Linked DNA regions of Homo sapiens: region 2 is linked to region 1. The links are chromatin loops, found by intact Hi-C in ENCODE. Cell type or tissue: endothelial cell of umbilical vein. All regions are shown on one strand. Links, peaks and the distances in the headings refer to the core of each region. The heading gives the core; the rest is flanking DNA. Region 1 overlaps MAP4K3 (mitogen-activated protein kinase kinase kinase kinase 3). Region 2 overlaps MAP4K3-DT (MAP4K3 divergent transcript).

The links. Hi-C counts contacts between places; a loop is a spot of excess contacts. Peaks named below come from ENCODE experiments on the same cell type or tissue, not always from the same donor. Only the 100,000 strongest peaks of a DNase experiment are listed, where the experiment ranks them.
Region 2: a loop joins it to region 1, with 2.9 times the contacts of the local background. A loop is called at or near these places in 11 of 110 quality-filtered maps.

Annotation. Positions count from the first base shown.
Region 1 is chr2:39,375,788-39,384,124 of GRCh38, reverse strand. It overlaps MAP4K3 (mitogen-activated protein kinase kinase kinase kinase 3), which reads left to right. Exons shown (of 34, transcript NM_003618.4): 2 at 6,002-6,059. Among named protein-coding and RNA genes, the nearest start is that of MAP4K3, 57 kb to the left of the region's middle. In endothelial cell of umbilical vein, for the core only: a CTCF peak has its summit at 4,257 (motif pointing left); a DNase peak (open chromatin) is centred at 4,174; H3K27ac peaks cover 683 bases.
Region 2 is chr2:39,478,467-39,486,803 of GRCh38, reverse strand. The region is part of intron 3 of MAP4K3-DT (MAP4K3 divergent transcript); the gene reads right to left. Among named protein-coding and RNA genes, the nearest start is that of MAP4K3-DT, 45 kb to the right of the region's middle. In endothelial cell of umbilical vein, for the core only: no CTCF peak of the experiment used is centred there; DNase peaks (open chromatin) are centred at 2,413 and 3,033; H3K27ac peaks cover 2,361 bases.

The sequences.
Region 1 (8,337 bases), core at 3,134-5,633:
TTTTTTTTTTTTAATACTGGTCTTACTCTGTTGCCCAGGCTTGAGGACAATGGTGTGATCATAGCTCACTGCAGCCTTGATCTCTTGGGCTCAATTGATCCTCCTCCCACCTCAGCCTCTTGGGTAACTGGGACTATAGGCACATGCTACCAAGACCAAGCCCAGCTAATTTTTGTATTTTTTGTAGAGACAGGGTTTCACCATGTTTCCCAGGCTGGTCTTGAACTCCTGGGCTCAAGCGATCTGCCCACTTTTGCCTCGCAAAGTGCTGGAATTACAGACATGAGCCATGTACATGTGGCTATGTACCAGTAAAACTTTTATTTACAAAAATAGACATGTTTGCTGATCCCTATTTTAGAGAATTTGCCCTGTTTCCTATTTTCATGTCAGCTCAGGGTTTATTGGTATATTAACCTTATAATTTATCATCCAAATTTAATAAATGTTCAGTTGTTTAAGAGTGAACACAGGCACTCTTATTGTACTGGTAGAATTATTAATAATTCTACCGGTACAATAGGCATAACCAGGAGTACTCTGGGTAAACCAGGGATGTATGTCACTCTGTTAGTTTTCCTATGAATTGGTTGCCCTTGTAGTGGACACATACCTAGTGACATGATTTGGCTGTTTCCCCACCCAAATTTCATCTTTAATTGTAGTTCTCATAATCCCCACATGTTGTAGAGGAACCTGGTGGAGGTAATTGAATCATGGCGGTGATTACCGTCTTGCTCTTCTCATGATAGTGAGTTCTCATGAGATCTGATGGTTTTATAAGGGGCTTCCCCTCTTTTGCTTGGCACTTTTCATTCCTGTTGCCACGTGAAGGAGGACATGTTTGCTTCCCCTTTTGCCTTGCTTGTAAGTTTCCTGAGGCTTCCCAACCCTGCGGAATTGTGAGTCAATTAAACCTTTTTCCTTTATAAATTACCGAGTCGCAGGCAATTCCTTAAAGCAGCATGAGAACAAACTAATACACCTAGTCTAATCAACTTTGGGAAAGCGAACATGAAGCCATCCCTTCAGCAGTGAGCATGGGTTATCCATTTTCTTCTGAAAGGGAGTAGTTGTATGGGAAGTACTCTGAGGTTTGGCTGGCCTGGTACACTCAAAATAGTCTGTGTTTTCTGTCCCCAAGCCTTTGCTCATGCTTTTCGTTCTGTGCCCTTTTCCCCATCCCTTTTGTATGTTTTTCCTAATTCAGGCCATCTTTTCAAACCTCTGCATAAATGGTAACATCTTCATGCCATCATTCCTGTAATACCTTTTCAGGCTTATAAGTTGGTGGTTACATTTTCTAAAAGTCAGTAACATAGTGCTTTAAACTGGGTCCCCAAACCTGACTGTGTATCAGCAGTACCTCAGTAGCTTAAGATACAGAATCCTGGGTCCCATTCTTAATCGCTTGACCTAGAATTCAAAATTTGTAGCAGTATTTTGTTATTGTTTTGTTTTGTATTTAAACTCTTTATATGATTTTTATATAACCAACTAGCTGGTTCAGTATTTGGAATCTGTTGATTTAGAATGAAATTATTTGATATAAACATTGACTTTTAGAATTAGAAGGAACCTTAGAAATAGCCTGTCTTCACCTTCATGTTATTAAATTGTGGGCAGAGGGGTCAGGAAGAAGACACAAGGGAAATTACTTGCTCAGATCCCATTGCTGGTTACTGGCAGAGCCAGGACTAAACGTTGTTAACTCTCACTCAGAACTTGTATTCATATTCACATCGGACATGCCCTTCTACATAGTAAGGTTTGAGTACTCCAAGGGGCTCAATACATAGTAGATGATGGTCAGATGTTTTACTGATAATGACTGTTTCTAACCCACTTTATATTGTACCTAGCACATTTTTTGGCTCTTAATGATTGCTGCTTGAATATGTTGTTAACCCTCAGTTCACTCTCAAGGAATGCCTTTCTGATAGTTGGAGATAATTCCACAATCTGCGTGAAATCATCTCAGAAAAATTCTTTCCAAAACTAGTTCAAATCTGAATGGCCTCTGAAAGGCTCACTGAATCAAACTAAATTCTGGTACAGCTTTGAAAGTTAGTACTTTCCCAGAGCCCCTCTAAGCCGAGATCGGTCTAGACCTGCAGGATTTTCCTCACCAGTCCACTTCCATTTTAGAAAGGTTACCCAGAACCTATGGGAGTATGTGGTGGGGGACGTGTATACTGAAATAAGGTGTGAGACCAGGGCCAGGAAAAGGCTTGTGGGAAGTGGTGGTAGCCTAAGCTGAGCTTCGAAGGATGTCTGTTAGGCCAGGGGAGGGAGCTGGAACAAAGCGTGGATGGCTCTGGGGAATAGCAGGTTGTTTAGTTTGGCCAGAGGATAAAGTACAGGTTAGGGAGTGACTAGAAATATAGATGGGGGCCAGATTAAAATGTGGTATTTCACAATTTCATATCCATAGGCAAAAGAATGAAACTGAAGCCCTATCTGACACAGTATAAAAATTCACTCAGATTATAGACGTAAATTTAAGAAAACTATAAAACTTAGAAATCTTAGAAAAAAAAATCATAGGAAAAAAGTATTTGTGACCTTGGGTTAGGCAAATGGTTTCTTAGCTGCAACACTAAAAACACAAGAAACAAAAATTAGTTAAGTTGGACATCATCAAAATGAAAAGGTTTTGTGTTTCAAAGGATACCCATAAGAAAATGAAAGCATGTAGAATGGGAGAAAATACTTGCAAATCATGTGACTGATAAGGGATTTATATCCAGAATATATGTGAAGAACTCTTACAATTAACAATTTAAAAAGAATTTAAAATGGACAAAGAATTGAATAGACAGTTCTCCAAAGAAGATATTCAAATGGAAAATTGAAAACAGGTCCACACAAAAATGTGTACACTGATGTTTATAGCACCATTATTCATAACAGCTAAAAAGTAGAAACAGCCCAAATATGGTATTTCCATACAATGGAATACTATTTGGCAGTAACACATAAATGAGTTTGAGACATGGATGAGTCTGAAAGCATTACACCAAGTGCAAGAAACCAGAGTCACAAAGGACCATGTGTTATTTGATCCCATTTACATGAAATATTTATAATAGTCAAATCCATAGAGATGGAAAGTAGATTAGTGGTTGCCAGGGATTGAGAGTCAGAGGAATATGGAGTGACTGCGAATGGGTCTGGGGTTTCTTTTTGAGGTGATGAAAGTGTTCTAAAATTAGTTAGTATAGTTACATAACTCTGAATATACTAAACACAACTGAATCATACACCATGAAAGGGTGTACTTCATGGTATGTGGATTCTATCCCAATAAAGCTGTTATAAAAAGTGCTGTATTTAGTGAAAGCTTTAAATACTCTGACAGGGAATTTGGATTTTTGTCTTTAAAGCAATGATGTGTTGTACCCTTGCAGAGTTATAAGTCAAGAACAGCATGATGAGAACATCATTGTGGGAGCATTTGAAGAATGGTGGTCAGATCAGTGTTGCAGCAGACTAGATCTAGCTGCTTAGAATATTTTATCCTGTTTTCTGCCCTTCACAAGTATGAACATTTTATGTTACATATTCTGAATTCAAAATTTTTAACTTTATACGTGCTAATATTTTATAATTTCTATCTTGCTCTCCTTTTTAAAAAATAAACTGCTCAAGGTGATTGAAAAAAAGAATAGCAGTTGCAGAATGTTAGAGATAATATTGACTTTTAAATTTACCTTTGTGTGTAACCTTGACTACAGTCAATTTAGAGATAGCAAAATATGACTTATTTTAGGCAGAAGACCAAGATTCCTGGTGAATCATAAAGCTTTAAAGACCCTTTATTAATAAACATGGATTTTACTAAGGAAAGGCTTAGAAGTGAAGTTTCTTAAGGACTTTCAATTGTCTGTTTTCCCCTTTTTGTGAAATATCTTAATACTGCCAAATAAATTACATATTGGAAGATATTTCTAACATCATAGAAAGCAAAAGAACAGTAATCATTTTAGCTCTATGTTTTTTTCAGTTAACCCTAAAAAACTGTAATTTAAAAACTGTTAGCCTTTAGGAAATTCTAGACTGATTTACCACTTGAAATAATTGTATTCATAAGTCAACCCTATAGGAAATATTGACCTTGGTAAACCACTCATCAGTAGTTAGTGTCATAATTTTTCTGTTAAATATATGCTGGTGTTAGTAAATCTATTTTTAGAAGAGTACATTGTGTACAGCAACCATTTTGGACAAACACTGTGTAACTTGTAAATAGAGAGTGTGCCCTCCTGTGGTCATTGGTAACAAAAATCTCAGTTATAATCATCCTAGCTTTCTGAGTTCACATTTGTCTGCTCTTCCATAGTAGAATCACCCATACTCTGAATTTCTTCTCAGTAAGTAAAAAACCATAGCATGATTTTTAAATGGTGGCAGTTGTCTTATTTGGAGGAGATGCTAAAGGAGAATCCTACCAGAGAAAAGATATCAAAGTGTGAGGAGAGGCAAGTAGTTGTGATGGTGCTTGAAAAGCTTTATGACTATTACACCTGAATGTTTTTCAGATACACTCTGCCTCCTTTACAGAATGCTCCCAGAATGATATTCTGGTTTTATTTCTATTTCATCATTTATATATGTTTTCTTCCTAGAGAAAGGAACTAGTATCCAGCACTGTCTATTTGAAACATCTATCCCATTTTATGGAAATTAAGTTTAATTTGAAATAAGTCTTCAAATCTCTTTTGTACTGCCTTGAGTGTTTATTAGTTATGGGGATTTTGTTTGAAGGAACAATTTTTAAATGAATTTTCCCTGCAAATTTTATTAATTTCTATGAGATCTCTTAATATCTTTGTTCTTCTTAGAGTTAAATGGTTAAATTTTATATTTTCAGCAATGACGGTGCCTCATATCTTAGATCTTTGGCTGGTATTTTTAGTGCCCTAGTATTCTTAGAAGAATTCCACTGTTAATGGTGTTACCATCTCTTGCCAGGTGATTCACTGATTTTCACCAATCCATTAATAAGAGAGTGTTGCAACTAGGAATAAATCTGGTCACATGAATGGATCTTTCTGTGATCAGGGAATGGCATGTATTGTTCTTCATTGGTGGTATGAATATTATTTGTAGTTAACAGTTTAAAATATCAAATTGAAAGTTCTGATCCAATTATAAAATATCTTAAATTGACAAAGACTTACTGCCATTTTAATATAGTTTCTGCTTATTTATATGTGTATTATATATAATATATATTGTTATATGTACACATAAATACACATAATATAATTATGTGTACTTATATACATAATTATACAGTTGTAAATGCCAGGAATCTATAATTTGATTTTTTAAAGTGATTTTTAATATGTGGCTTACAAAAATAGGTTTTGCATTGAACTACATGTATTTGACTGTACCATCAGGTGTGTTTAAAAGGATGCAGGGGGCCTGTTTTCATAATTATATACACAATTGTGTTAGCCTTTCATATCCTAAAGCTTTTAAATGAAAAAATATAAGGCTAGTTAATTAGTTCAACTAGCCTTTGAATGAATAGCAATACAGTGTAATACTTAAAGGCTCAGACTGTGGAGTTAGACTGCCTAGGTTTGAATCCCAGCACTGTCGACTCACTGGCTGTATGACCTTGTTAAGTTCTTTTGAGTTCTATGTCCTTTAGTTTCCTCACTTGCAAAATGAGAATAATATCAGTACCTATTTTATAAGGTTGTTGTGAGGATTAAATGAATTAATATTAAAACATTTAGAATAGTGCCTGGCACATCCGTACTAACATCTAAGTGTATATTAGCTATTAGTTTTGCCAATATTAAATTTATACATAAATGTTGAAATTTATTGTGAAGGAAAAACTATTTGTTTTGTAAATATAAATTACATTTGCATTTCTTTTAAAATATTTTTATATAACTGAAAACAGTAAGCTAAAGTGAAATTTTATACACTTTTTATGAAAGCTTTCTTCACAATAATCCTTTTTTCCTCTTTCTTTTAGGCACGGAATGTTAACACTGGTGAATTAGCAGCAATTAAAGTAATAAAATTGGAACCAGGTAAATTGTTTGAAATTCATTTTTTCTTACTGCTAGAAAGCCATGGGATATCTTAAGGCTTATTTTAATGATGTTTGGTTAACATTCTCTTGTTTTCCCCAACATCTGGGATAAATAGAGCTGCTTGTATGCCCTTTCCTCCACTTCTTCAAGTTCTGCATACAACACACCTTGCTCAGTTCTTCCCTGAAAAGTAACTGATAATTGGGGGAGGAAGGGGAACTCCTCCTGAAAAGACTTTGTTCTTTCTGAACTCAGTTGAGCTAACTTGTGACAAGCTGATAGTGGTTTATTTCCAGGCTGACGTCTTGTGGTGTCAGTGTGATGTAGTGGAAAAAACAGAACTGAAATTTAGGTAGTTGTAGTTCAGTTTGTCTCCCACTCCCTTGCTCTGTGAACTTGGGCAAATAGCTTCATGTCTCTGAGTCTCAGTTTTTCTCAGGAGATCTAGCTTCCACATTCTGTATTTCATTGCTATCCCAGCAGTTGTCTACCAAATTGAGCAGCTTATTGTAAAGCCCCTTAAGGCTACTCCTTATTTTTTGTCTGCTTCAACTATGTTCTTTGAATTCCTCCTACTTCCCTCAAAACCCACATTTTTCTTAGCTAATTACTCACTCTTTGTTTATTCTCTCTTAGAAACCCCTTCCCACTCTTTCTCCTTCCCACCATAAGCAAGTCTATAATTGTGCTAGTGTCTAGACCGAGTACCACAGCAGTTAGTGCCTTTCTGATGACTTCTTCCTTTACAAGCTGATAATAAGAGTTTATTGGTGAAACAAGTTTTAGCTCCAGTATGAACAGAAATCCATTCAGAGACTTTGCAAGAGTGGAAAAACTTTTTCTGTTTAAAAAAAAAAAAAAGGCCAAATAGCCAATACTTTAGACTTTGTAGGTCATGTATGGTCTCTATATTCAGTTCTCCCTCTTTCCCTATAGTTTGCTCACCCCTTATTTAGAGCATCAATAAACTTTTTAGAAGTGATATTAAAATGAAAATTTAAGGATGTGCTGATTGACTGTGATCAAACCACACATAAATAAAATGAATTAAAAAAATTTTCCAGTTATACATATTTACAGATTTTATGTAGTCGTTATATTCTAAACATCGCAAGACAAGATGTTTATCTTTTTTCTGAATCTCCTACTCTTCAATTCATAAGAAATTTAAGAAGGATATTTGAAGTTGTTGAAATATTAGCTACAAAAAGAAATTTGGCATTTAAAGCAGGGCCTTCATTTTTAATCATTAAGCAGTGACTGTGTTACTTAATGAAATGGTTCTAATGAGAAGTATTTTGTGTATACATCATTCCCTCAAGAAACCTTCTCTTTCAGGAAGCCTTGCTTGACCCTGGGTCTAATTAAGATGACTCCTGAGTGATTAGCTCTGCTGTAGCACTGACCATAGCTATATTGTCATTCTAGACTTGCCTTTCTTTGTTTCTAAGTTTTAATCAAATTTGTGCCCCCAGCACTGAGCTTAGGGCCTGGCACATAGTACTCATTCTGTACATCTTAAAATTTCCTTAAAAAATTAAAAACTTGAAAAAGCTTACTGTTCAAGTCAATTATTTTCTGTTCATGAAATGTTCAAGTTGTTGCACTGTCAGTCTTGGACACTGCCATGTGTATATTGATCAATGTAATAAAAGTAGAATATACAACTATACAAAAGGAAAAAAATAAAAATCATTCATATTCTGCCACCCAGAGAAAACAAAGGTTAATCACCATAAATATGTTTCCTCTATTACAGCTACCCATTTCCCCCCGCCACCAGTTATTTTGATCCCTCAATCATAAAATTCCAGCCCATAGTATTTCTGTGTATATGCCTAAAGTATAAATACTCAAAAAGTGTAATCACAAACAGGAACCCTCATACACAGCTGGTGGAAATGTAAAATGGTGCAACCACTTTGGAAAACAGTTTGTCACTTCCTTAAAGTGTTAAACATAAATTTGCCATAATGACCCAGCAATTCTACTCTTGCATATCTGCCGACACAATGATTGTCATGCACAAATGTTTATAGTAGCATTATTCACAGTATGTCTCAAAATTGGAAACAGTCTAACTGCCCATCAACTGGTGAATGAATATGTTGTGTTCATACAATTGAATACTATTCAACAATAAAAACAAGTTGCTGATAGCATGCTGTAACATAGGTGACCAAAACGTGCTAAGTGAAAGGAGCTAGACACACAAAACTGCATACTGTATGATTCCATGTGAAAGGTTCAGAAAAGGCAAATCTGTGGTGTCAGA
Region 2 (8,337 bases), core at 1,892-4,391, 100 kb before region 1:
GGTCTCTGACCTACTGTGTCAGAGAGGGCATCACTGCAGCCAACTTGGGTAAGAGGAGACACAAAGCAAGTAAGACGTTAATTTCACATAAGAACAAAAATTAATATTTTTTCTCCTTCCCACTCTCCCTCATCTCCCTTCCTCTCTCTTTCTTCCTCTTCTTTTCTTTTATAGTACACATTAAAAGGGAAACACGTCAGCCAGAGAGAAGCAGCAAAATGCTTGGGGGTGAGGGGTTGTCCCCCACCAAGTACAGCACCATCTAGGCTGCTGCCCCAAATGGTGCCATAGTAGGGAAGCCCAAAACTAAAGCAGCCAACACTGCTGTCTTCCTTCACCCAGCAAAGAGCAGAACCAAAGCATCAAAAACAGGCAAAGGGGATTGGGGGAAGAAGGAGCCAGGTCTCCTACCAGGCAGGACTAGTTTCTCTTACCTCTCTAGTCCCTGAAAGGAAGCACTTCCCCAAAGGCAGAATCCCAATTGAGCTGATAGATCGTGCACTGTGCTACAGTCCAGTGGAATGTTGTCACCCAAGCTGGCCCTATCCAATGGGGAGGAGTAAACAGATGCAGGCAAGGGAAGAGAAAATAATCTCTGGCTGCCTGGAGGCACTCACATGGAAGCAGCTAGAGAAATGGTGTGTCGGAGTGCCCACCATGATACTTGTCAGTGGGAATCCAACCAACCACATAGTCAAGTCTGGCTCAAAATGGCTAGTAATGTCTACCATTGAAAATCTAGTTTCTATGTCAAGAAGAAATGTAACATGGAAGAGAAACTCAAAGAAATTGCTAAATGAAATGCAAAGCATGTCAAGAAAATGTGGAAGAAACGGATTCTGGTTTGATCCCACTTTGCGAGCAAAATAGATCTCATTCTAAGGGGTCATATTAAGAGCGGCTTTGGCTGGGTGCAGTGGCTCACGCCTTTAATCCCAGCACTTTGGGAGGCCGAGGTGGGTGGATCATTTGAGGTCAGGAGTTCAAGACCAGCCTGGCCAACATGTTGAAACCCCGTCTCCACTAAAAATACAAAAAAATTAGCCAGGCATGGTGGCAGGCGCCTGTAGTCCCAGCTACTTGGGAGGCTGGGGCAGGAGAATCATTTGAACTTGGGAGGCGGAGGTTGCAGTGAGCTGAGATTGCGACAGAGTGGCACTCTGTATCAAAAAAAAAAAAAAAAAAAAGAGGCTTTGGCTATAATGGGAATGCTGTGGAAAAGGCAAAACCACTAAAAAGGAAAAACAGTTTCATCTTACTATGGGATGAAGGAAATATGTTTTCATATGCTGTTTTCTAATATCATTTTATGTAGATGTGGTTTCCTAACTATAGTATAAGATACTCTGTCAGGAGCATATGCTTTTTGTTTTTTGTTTTTTGTTTTTCATTTTCCCCCAAAAGAACCTAATGTACTACATTGTATGCAGTAGGTGTTCAATAAATAGATTAATAAATTTCAGGAGATGTTGATCTCACCAGCACTTAAATCAATTTACTGTAATCAGATGATTAATAGCATTCATATGAAGAGAGCATATGGCACTAAAACACCAGAATCTGCCACAATCCTCTTCTCCCTATCTTAACACAGGAAGGCAGTAGGCAGGAATTGTTAGAAAAAAGCACAAACACACAACGATTGAGAATCCTTGTTGTGCCTTGAATTTGCTATGTGAGTCCTGCTTTTAGGATACTTAACATTTATTACAGCTTCAATTTCCACATCTGAAACGAAGGTAGGAGGCAGTAGTTTTCAAAGCAAATAAGAATTGTGGAGATAGACATCAAAGAGATAACTTGGCAGAGATTTCTACTGAATTCCCTGGCAGAGGGATTCCTGGCCTAATTCTGGAAGTGCCACAGGCTCCCCATGTTGTCTCACACAAGAAATTTATCCTTAATTACCTGCTTCATTTTCTTCATTTGAAAAATAAAGGAAATGAAGGTTGGCAAAGCCTGATTGAATAGCCGGAAAAGATTCTAAATTTGTCAAGATTCAGAGTCAATCACCCTCCATTATAGCTCTTAACCAGTATTTTAATACAAATGGAATTAGCTAAAACTTCAGTGGCCCTAGGGAGAGGGGCCAAATCCTGGCCTTAGGATGTAAAGTGATTTTGAGGGAGACATATGGAATCAAGGGGTTCAGCTAACCATTTGCACATGTCAATCAAGCAGCAAAGATCCTTCATTGCCAGGTGAGGGAATGGGTCACAGAAAAAAAAAGGGAATTGGAATTGTCCTTATTTCACTACACTCTGGAGATGCCAAAGTTACCATCTTAGTCCATTTTGTGTTGCTATAACAATACCATAGACTGGGTAATTTAAAAAGAAAAGAAATTTATTTCTCACAGTTCTGGAGTCTGGGAAGCCTGAGGGCAAAGTGCCAGCATCTGGAAACAGCCTTCTTGCTGTGTTATTCCATGGTGGAAGGCAGGAAGGTGAGGGAGGGAGAGAGCAAGAGAGACTGGGGAAGGAGGCTGAACTCATCAGAGGCTGAACTCATCATTTTATCAGGACCCACTCCCACAATCAGTGACCCACTCTGGAGACAATGGCATTAATCCATGCATGAGGGCAGAGCCCTCACAACCTAATCACCTCTTAAAGATCCAACCTCTCAACACTGTTGCGTTGCGGATTAGGTTTACAATGCATGAACTTTGGGGGACAAATTCAAATCACAGTGATAATACTTGAAAGAGTAAAAGAGGCTTGTTTGTTCCTAAGGTTTCTCCTTATTAAGCCAAGGGTCAAGAATGTGGAGCAAATGATGATTTATTGTTTTAAGACTGAATTGTGGCTTAATCTTGGTTCAAAGAGAATGGAAAAGGCTGTTACAATGTCAGAATGGTAGCAAAAAAAAAAAAAAAAAATCTGGTTCCAAATTCTATTATATCAGAAGTGGACTGGGAAGCAACAAACTAACAGGAACATAAGAAACACACGTGCCCCCAGAATCTTCAGTTATCTCATAATAAACACATTCACTGAAAGCAATGGTTTGGAGGACTATACCATATTTTGGAGCTATATTAAGTAACAGAGAGAAGAGGAAGAGGAAGGAAAATAGAATCTTATCAAGAAGGAAATGAGCCAAGCAACAGCAAAAGAATGTCTAGAATATACTGAAGTCAATCTAGTTAGAAACCCCGGAGACTTTTAACCCTTTTGGGAGGAGAACTTTTCATCTGTTGATGTTTCTTGGTTTACAGTGCTGAAACCTGACGAAAGTTCAGTCAGAACTACAGGATTGTATGTTATGTTTTTAAATGTATTATGGAAGCATCAACTTGTCATTGAAAAAAACAACAAATTTAAACAAAATAAGATCAAGATCATGTAAAATTGAATACAACATTTACAAATAGATTGATTTCTAATGCAAACATTTGTAGCCCCAAATGGAGAATATTACCTGTCCCAGCAGGACTATTCAGATAATGAAAGTTGAGTCAAAAGATGTAACTCAATTTGTTAATGGGGTTCTTGAAGTGCTCATGGAAAATAAACAAATTTCCTACCCACAGCAAAGATAATTTACATATATTGGATATCATTAACCAGGTAATTGCCATCATCCTAATTTATTCCTTGATTCTTAACTCGTTTCAAAAACAAAGTGGCTTCTCTGCCAAAATTCTATTCATTCTTTTATAAATGCAGAAATTTCTTCACTCTCGAATTCCACTAATTTCCATTATCGTTAAATTAGTAGATTAAAACTTTGTCAAGATCTTCTTTATTGAACCTATTTGTTTATCTAATTCTGCCATCCTTATTAGGGGCTTTTAACTCAAAAATGTTTGGTTTTGGCTGGGCACAGTGGCTCACACCTGTAATCTCAGCACTTTGGGATACTGAGGTGGGAAAGTCACTTGAGGCCAGGAGTTCAAGACCAACCTAGGTAACATATCAAGATCCCCATGTGTACAAAGAATAAAACAAAAATTAGCCAGGTGTGGTGGTGCATGCCTGTAGTCGCAACTACTTGAGAGGCTGAGGCAGGTTTGCTTGTGTTTGGGAGGTCGAGGCTGCATTGAGCTATGGTCACGCCATGGCACTCCAGCCTGGGCAACAAAGTGAGACTCTGTCTCAAAAAAACAAAGAATAAAAACTTAAATAAATAAATAATATATATAATATGTGTATATTATACAGGTGTGTGTATATGTGTGTATATACATATATAAACATTTGTAGGTATAGATGTGTGTAGGTATATATATGTATATATTTTTGTGTGTTTTTATTTCTATTTACTGGTTTCCGTCCTAAAGCTAATCACTGGGGCCTCTGTTTTTCCAACTTTAAAATGAGTGCAGGCCAGGTGTGGTGGCTGCCGCCTGTAATCCTAGCACTTTGGGAGGCCAAGGCGGGTGGATCACCTGAGGTCAGGAGTTCAAGACCAGCTTGGCCAACATGGTGAAACCCCATCTCTACTAAAAATACAAAAAATTAGCCGGGCCTGGTTGCGGACGCCTGTAATCTCAGCTCCTCGGGAGCCTGAGGCAGGAGAATCACTTGCACCCTGGAGGCAGAGGTTGCAGTGATCTCCACTGCACTACAGCCTGGGCAACAAGAGCGAAACTCTGTCTCAAATAAATAAATAAATAAATAAATAAATAAAATAAAATGAGTGCTTGTATCAAATAAGCCTAACATTTAGGAAAATATATTTCAGTACATATAATGGAAGCAGCCTACTTTCAGAAAGACAATGAACTGATGAAAAGGGTGGTTTTTTTTTTTTTACATATTAGCTATAAAATAATTACTAAGAAGTAAAATTCAGTCACATTTTAATTCTATCAGGGTCTTAGTATTACTGAAATCAAAGCGTTTACTATTTGGTGTTACCAAATTCTCTGATGAACCGCCTTCTATTGAAGTTTTACATTTTTAAGCAAGAACAGTGTTACAGATTTCCTATACAGCCATTTAAATTCACCATGTGATATTGAATTACATTGCATTATAATGAATCATTGCCACTAGGCCAACAGGAAGTAACAACAGAAAAAGCCAAGCAATGATGTGATTTTTTTTCAGAGTTAACTGGATGTTGGCTATATTTCAATGTAGAACTTTTCTTTCTATAGAATAGATAAGAATTCCAACTTACACAGGTGCATATGTATTACATATGCATAATATATAGCAGATAATTATATGTACACAGGCAATTGTACGTAGATGTACATATATAAATATACACATATGACTTTTAAATTCTACCACATATACATTGCTCTTGTTTCTCTCAGTTACAATAAAAAGGACTGTATTTCAATTTTAGATATTCTCACTACAAAGAAATAATAAGAATGTAAGGTGATAGATATGTTAATTAGCCTGATTTGATCATTTTGCAATGTATACATGTATTGAAACAACATATTGTACCTTATAAATGTATAAAATTAGTCAATTAAAAGTGAAATAAAATTTTAAAATCCATATTGTAAAAATCTAAATTTAAAAAATCATTATAAAAATAGTCTTTATACATTACATTTCATCTGCATCTGGTATGTGGTTCTTCGAATATCTATTTTTTTCCTGCATCTAGTGTGATACAATTTTTCTTATGAAAGTTAGATTTTCTTTCCATCTGAACACATCACAAAAGCGATCACATGTATTTCCTTCACAAATCTCCAAGAGAAACTTTCTACAAACTAAGAAACAATAAGCAAATTGTTTTAAAAAGCTATAACCAGCCAGGCGCCGGTGGCTGAAGCCTGTAATCTCGGCACTTTGGGAGGCCAAGGCGAGCAGATCACCTGAGGTCGGGAGTGTGAGACCAGCCTGACCAACATGGAGAAACCCCATCTACTAAAAATACAAAATTAGCCGGGCAATGTGGTGTGTGCCTGTAATCCCAGCTACTTCGGAGGCTGAGGCAGGATAATCGCTTGAACCCGGGAAGCAGAGGTTGCGGTGAGCCGAGTTCGCACCATTGCACTCCAGCCTGAACAACAAGAGCGAAACCTCGTTTAAAAAAAAAAAAAAATATATATATATATATATATATATATATATATCTACAACCCTGAAAATGAGCTCTTAAAAATGAGATTCTTTTTAAAGATTAATCTTGGTAAATTACTCTGTTGTAACTGATTCTTTTGGATAGTGCTTATTAATGTAGAAATGTGTGACAGTTCAATCATTTTCAGTCCTGCAAGTAATTTGCAATACAATTAGAAACTCATTTCTGTTTTGCTTTGGGTTTTTTATTGTTGTTGTTTTTTGTTTTTTTTGAGATGGAGTTTCCCTCTTGTTGCCGAGGCTGGAGTGCAATGGAGCCATCTCGGCTCACTGCAACCTCCACCTCCCAGGTTCAAGCGATTCTCCTGCCTCAGCCTCCCCAGTAGCTGGGATTACAGGCGCGCACCACCATGCCCGGCTAATTTTATGCATTTTTAGTAGAGACGGGGTTTCACCATGGCCAGGCTGGTCTTGAACTTCTGACTTCAGGTGATCCTCCCGCCTCAGCCTTCCAGAGTGCTGGGATTACAGGCGTAAGCCACCGCGCCTGGCCTTTTTTTTTTTTTTCGAATTAAGAAAATTCCGTTAGCCTTTTCTCCATCTCCTCTAATTCTGGTAGCATCTTTGGACCCCTAACACTTGGCATCTGCTACTTCAGACAAACAAACCCTATGTAAATGACAAAGAAGGGGCCTCCCAACCTTCTCCCTGTGTTACTATTTCAGAAGCACTACTCGGGGCACAGTGGTACAAATTTCTTATGGCCACTAGCATCTTTTTTCAATTTTCAAAGTAATCATCAAACATCTGGGTCAATTATACTTAAATTACAGAAGCACGGAATTTTAGGCAACAGGCCCCTCATTTTACCTCAGAGATTAAGTGACTTGCTCAACATCACACAGCCTAGTAAATGGAAGTCTTGCAACCAAACTTGAGCCCCATTCCTCAGTGAGTAATCCTGAGTGTGTGTACGACAAGATAAATACAAATAATCGTGTTGTGTTCTTTACCGAAGAGAAAATGAGGATCAGCACTCTAAAATATCATTTAGCTCTATAGGGTTCCAGGCTATTCTGGTCCTGTTTTAAGTGAATAGGAATTTGTACATTACATAAACAAAGCCAAATTTTCAAATAAGGAATTAAGACAAATGCAGCAGCATAGGAGATGTTTGTGCTAAAAAAAAAAAAAAAAAGACTGTGCCTCTTTTTATCTCAGAAATACTTCATATACATTTTCTTAACTTGAAAAGGAAAGCTAAATTTGATTAAGCACATGTCTGCATATCACATGAGCCTTCTACTACTATAGAAGAGACTGGAAACCAAAAGAAATGCCACATATTTCATGGTGTGAATCAGTTTCTTTCCAAATGACACTTCCTTTGAAAAGGCATAAATTTGGAATTTGACTTTTGGATAATGCTGTTTTTCAATTTTCAAATATAATTGTGATGTAATTGATCTAATCTGCATTTCAAAGCTGCTAAAGCTGAGTTTACCACCAAAACTAAGCACAAGATCTCCTTTTATGGACCAAAATAAAGAGCAGTGTACTGAAATATTAGATAAGCTTTTGTTCTTTTCTTCAAATATTTGCATGAATTATTCAGGCTTTATATGGATAGAGCTTTGAAATATTCAAATTCCTTGAGCTATTTCCTTATGTAAGATTCATATTTATTAAATCCTGTAGCATGTACTTTTCCTGTGAAAGTACAGATTCAGTTCCATTATGATTTCTTCAGCAGAGATCCTACACACAGCAGAGAGTCTCAGGTGGTGGAGGAGATACAAAGATATGCAAAACAATCTTCAAGGATCTTACACATAAGGGGGAATACAAAGCCATAAAATACTTGCAAACCACAAGTTATAGAGTTTCCAAAGAGAAAGAGATATCTTCCAGCCAAGGTCTAAAGGAAAACCTTCAGAGAGAAGCTGGCATTTCAGATGGGCCCTGAAGAACTAAAATGAATTTCACAAGTAGGGGAACAGTAAAATGAGGGGGCTGAGATCTCAACTTCGCCCATGCTCCTGTTTCCATCTTTGAAATCTCTTTTAGATATGACAACCCATGCAGTCAACTTCCCAGCTATGTTGCCAGCCCCTTAATTCTGCCTCTCTTCCTGGTAAACACATTCTGACTATCCCAGGAACCCCCTTTCTGAGGGCTACCCTTCTACTCCTTCCCCACAAAGATGCCCCCTTCAGCTCTTCTGGGTGTCACAAACAACACTAATGAAGCAAGAAAGAGTAGTAGTGACAGTCTCATCAGAATCCTCAACCCATACCCCTGCTTCCTCCCCATTGAGTCCTGCGTGGTGAAAGATGCC